2 separate regions of the Homo sapiens genome follow, and region 2 is linked to region 1. A link is an interaction called in ENCODE POLR2A ChIA-PET data of the cell type or tissue named here. Cell type or tissue: endothelial cell of umbilical vein. All regions are shown on one strand.

Region 1 (2,500 bases):
TGTATATAGTACTTTTAACAGTTTCTAAAGGCTTATTCTCTTATTCACATGAAGAATCTGAAATCAGAGAAGTCGGCTTAAGTTATATAGCTGGTAAGTCAACAAGCAATAGCTGCAACCAGTCGTATCTTATTTTTTGACTACATCTCTGCTGTCTGAGGCAAGGTCCCTACTCTCAAATGAGTTAACTTTTAATAGAAAAGATAATTTGATTGACTCTAACGAACATTTATTACATATGCTCTGGAGGTTCCATGTGAAACAGGCTTGTCTTTAATCTAGGTCTCAGGATAGCAGAAGTAATCCCATTTGTATTTTTATCTGTTTTGTTTAGGATGCTTATCACAGTTCTAATGCAGAAATTATTTGGATAATTCTGATTGTGGAAAAAAACAAACTCAAAGTGCTTTTTCTAGTCTCTCACTCAACAGCAGTCAACACAGATTTCTGTGACAAACGGGGTGGGGGAAATTCTCCCCATCACCAAGCAAGCAATCAATTCTGCAGCAGACAACAGCTGGGTATCTTCTATTTTAATGTTTAACTGGTGATAGTATTAGATCCCACAGATTGGAGGCTCAGCCCCCAAGAATGCCCCACCTCCCACCTGACACACCAGTCTGGGCCTCTGGAACGTCTGACTGACTGGCTTTAAGTTTGGATTCCTATGACCACCTCTTTGGGTTGGATTAATTTGCTAGAGTGGCTCACACAACTCAGGGAAGCATGTTTACCCATTTATTATAAAGGATATTACAAAGGATACAGATAACCAGAGGAGGAGATACACAGGGTGAGGTCTGGAAGGGTCTTGAGTGTAGGAGCTTCTGTTCCTATGGAGTTGGGGCCCACTATCCTCCCAGTGGGTGGATGAGTTCTTGTTCACCATCTTGTCTGCCTCCACATGTTCAGTTATCTGAAGCTGGTCCTTTTGGGTTTTTATGGAAGCTTCATTATGTAAGCATGATTGATTAAATCATTGGCCATTGGTGATCAACTTAACCTTCAGCCTCTCTTCCCTCTCCTCTTTCTGGGCTGAAAGCTGGACCCTCTAATCCTGCCTTGTTTTTTTCTGGTGACCAGCTCCATCTAGAAGCTGCCTGGGGGCTGCCAGCTACCAGTCAACTCATTAGCATGCAAAAGACATCACTTTGGCATTTCTGAGGATTTTAGGGGTTGTATGCCAGGAAACAGGGTCAAAGACCAAATATATATTTCACAATGTGACAGTAATGATTTATTTTATGCCTAACTCCGCTGCTAGATTGTGGGTAGGGACTTTCTCGTTGACCCCAGCATCCCCAACACAAAGTGAAACATCTGTCAGAAAACAGATGTGTCTTTCATCACAAAAGCATGTTGAATGAGTGCACTATAAAGAATAGATGAGGTGCTGTTTTAAAGTGCCATGGGACCACAGATGAAGTTTATTGTGGTGGGAGGTGATGTCATGAGTAGAAAAACTTACGGAGAAGGCATATTAAGCCGGGCAACAAAGGATGGGCGGGCATTAAACATGAATGGAGTGAGGGTTGGGATAGAGGGGTGGGACATTTTTCTACAGTGAATTACAGGACCAAAGACACAGATGGGCAGACTCCAGCTATGATTTTTTTGACAGATAGACAGGGTGTGTGAGGTTGAGGCTTAAGTGGTTTATTGGTACCAGATTTTGAAGTCTTTGATTGACTAAGACATTTGAAGTTTGTTCTTGCTATTGTTATTATTATTTTGTTTTGAGGGAGGGTCTTGCTGTGTCACCCAGGCTGAAGTACAGTGGTACGATTTCAGCTCAATGTAACCTCTACCTCCTGGGCTTAAGCAGTCCTCCCACCTCAGCCTCCTGAGTAGCTGGGACTACAAGCGCGTGCCACCACGCCTGGATAATTTCTTTTTTTTTTTTTTTTGAGACAGAGTCTCCTTCTTGTCGCCCAGGCTGGAGTGCAATGGCATGATCTCAGCTCACTGCAACTTCTGCCTCCCAGGTTCAAGTGATTCTCCTCCCTCAGTCTCCTGAGTAGCTGAGATTACAGGTGCCCACCACCACGCCTGGCTAATTTTTGTATTTTTAGTAGAGACGGGATTTCACCATGTTGGCCAGGATGGTCTCGAACTCCTGACCTCAGGTGATCCACCTGCCTTGGCCTCCCAAAGTGCTGGGGTTACGGGCGTGAGCCACCACGCCCAGCCTGGCTAACATTTTTTAGTTGTTTAGAGACAGGATTTTGCCATGTTGCCCAGGCTGGTCTTGAAAACTCCTGGGCTCAAGCAGTCCGCCCTCCTTGGCATCCCAAAGTGCTCGGATTACAGGTGTGAGCCACCGCGCCCAGCCTTACTACTATTATTAATTTTAAAAAGAACCTTTATTGGTATCTTACTACACTAAATGTATTATGTTCATTACTTCATTTAGCAGTGAGGGCAATCCCATCTTATTGGTGAGGAAACAGGTTCAGAGAGTTTAAGTATCTTGCCCAAGGTAACAGTCACTGAGTGGCAC
Region 2 (2,500 bases), 200 kb before region 1:
TTGGGGATTAATCATGCCAGCTTTTTTCTTTTTTAATGTTTGATATGGGGGTCAAGGTTAAGCTTTTCTATGCAGTCTCTTTGTTCTTTCTTACTCTTAGCCCATTTTGTCCTCTTCTCTGTGGCTGTAACTCCATGGCTGCCCAGGACCATCTGGTAGTACCTTCCTGCTCCTTTGCTTCTAATAGTCATATTTATAACAGGAACAAGTACCTAGGAAGCACTTATCCCAGTATCTGGGAAGCACTTATCCAAGTACTTTGTGCTAAGCACTTTATTTTTGCATTTTCTCATATCTCCCCACAACCCCACAAGGTAGGTATTATTATTCCCATTTTACCTTAGAGGACATTGCTTGCCTTACAGTGGCACAGTTACGTATGTGGTGGTGCAGGGATATGATCCCAGACAATCTTATCCCAAGGCTCTCTACCCACGATGCTAAACTGCCTTTTAAAGACAGTGACGCCGGACACAGTGGCTCACGCCTGTAATCCCAGCATTTTGGGATGCTGAGGCAAGTGGATTGCTTGAGCCCTGGAGTTCAAGACCAGCCTAGGCAACATGGAAAAACTCCATCTCTACAAAATAAAAAATAAAAAAAACTAGCTGGGCATGGTGGCATGTGCCTGTAGTCCCAGATACTCAGAAGGCTGAGGTGGGGGGGATCACCTGAGCCTAGGAGGTAGAGGCTGTAGTGAGCCATGATTGCACCACTGCCCTCGGGCCTGGATGACAGAGGAAGATTCTGTCTCAGAAAAATAAAAATAAAAGACAGTGATTGAAGAGATTAAAACGACATCCTTCCCATGTCATTTAAAGGTAAATAAATAAAATCTTATTTGGCAAAGGTGTAGAGCAGAGAAAAATTGTGGACTTTGAAAATGCAACCAATGGCTCTTCACCACAGGCACCAAAGTAAATGTAGGTGAACCTTTTATCAGTGCCACCTGACAAGGAAAGCCTTATCTCTGCTCTTCTGATAGTCTGTTAGTGGTTTCACTTTTCCCCTAAGTGTTCATTCACAGCTTCTAGCATTACCCTGTTGAGGTCCAAGCTAATATGCTAGAAAAGAGTTGCTCTGATCAGTCTTCCATTCCCCTCGGCAAAGAAAACAAGGGGTTTGTCAAATATGGCCCAGACCCAAGGGCGGGAGAGCAATCCTATCTGACCTTCAATTACTCTGAACTGGAATCGCCTTCTTCCCTGACAACTGTGACTAATTCCAAAGGCCCAACCAGCCTTCTCATAATGATGACTCTGGGGTCAATTACTTTGGGGGCAGATTAGAATCTGATCTGAAGCTGAAAAATTCCGCCCCCTTGGTACTAATCCCTTGAACTTTCCAATCCTAAATAGGGCAAGTTTCAGGAAAGAGCATTTCTCATTTTACAGCCTACCTGAATATTGTCTGTAATGATTTTGCTTAATCAAAAAATTAATTAAACTCTTGCTCTAATGGTCTAAACACAAGTCAGAGGAAGGAAGTTCTGGCCACGTGCCAAAGCTCCATCTGAGGCTCTCGGAGTTAATAATTTCCATGGTGTTTTAAGCATTTGAAACAACAAAGGCTAGCTTTCACTAATAGCACAACTGATTCTGGAAAACCTATAAAAATGAGGCCTGCTCTAGGGTGGTTTGTATCCAGAGAATTAAGTTTTAACAAATAAAATTAAATCAACAGTCAATAAATTAAAATTTTGCTATTCTCTGATACTAATCTGCAAACTTAGCCATAAGTGCTCAAGTTAATGAAAATGGGCTGCCAGTGGCTCTGCTGAGATCACCGATGGCTGTTAAATGGTTTTCCGTGGGGACAGCGTGGGGACAGCGTGGGGACAGAGGACAGGAGTCTCATAAGGCATTTCTAGGCGAGATGAGGTCCCTGGGCAAGCCACGACCCTTTCTTACATTTATACATTTCTTGCTAGTACATTACTTACTTGATCAGTCACTCTTCAGAAATAAATACATACAATTTTTTTTTTTTGCTCTGTGAAACGTATCAACTCTTCATAATCTAGGCTGCAAATGCAAACTGGCACCCCGCAGATGAAACGGGGCTGCAGAAGCAATTTATTAGGTCTTCACAGTGTTTGCTTTTTAAAAATATTAGTTGGTTGCCAACATTAAAAACTCAGAAGGCTTCACACAAAAATGCAAACATCCAGCCAGTCCTGGAAACTGGATAACTGAGCAACTCCAGGCTGACATTTCTGCAGGGCAGCCATGGACGAGAACAGAGCAGTGGCAGCACGCTTAGAACAGGCCTCGCTCATGCCCAGCCTGCTTCACCTGTTCACACGTCTTGCCTGGCTCTGCACTTCCTAAATCTAGTGATTTATTTAGTGGCTTCAAGAACTGCTACACTTTCCAGTGTGTTAAGCTCTGAAAAACTGAGTGCAGATAAAGATGCTGCAAAGACACTGCCCACCTTAAAGTCGACTGATGGAGAAATCTACATCCCAGATCAGATTTTTTACTTCCTTTGTTCCTCCATA

What was found. Peaks named below come from ENCODE experiments on the same cell type or tissue, not always from the same donor. Only the 100,000 strongest peaks of a DNase experiment are listed, where the experiment ranks them.
Region 2: POLR2A ChIA-PET joins it to region 1 with 5 read pairs; 2 of 35 experiments call an interaction of 5 or more read pairs at or near these places.

Annotation. Positions count from the first base shown.
Region 1 is chr3:4,551,711-4,554,210 of GRCh38, forward strand. The region is part of intron 4 of ITPR1 (inositol 1,4,5-trisphosphate receptor type 1); the gene reads left to right. Among named protein-coding and RNA genes, the nearest start is that of ITPR1, 60 kb to the left of the region's middle. In endothelial cell of umbilical vein, no CTCF peak of the experiment used is centred here; no DNase peak of the experiment used is centred here.
Region 2 is chr3:4,354,603-4,357,102 of GRCh38, forward strand. It overlaps a transcript of SUMF1 not described here. Among named protein-coding and RNA genes, the nearest start is that of SETMAR, 52 kb to the left of the region's middle. In endothelial cell of umbilical vein, no CTCF peak of the experiment used is centred here; DNase peaks (open chromatin) are centred at 1,239 and 1,479; H3K27ac peaks cover 399 bases.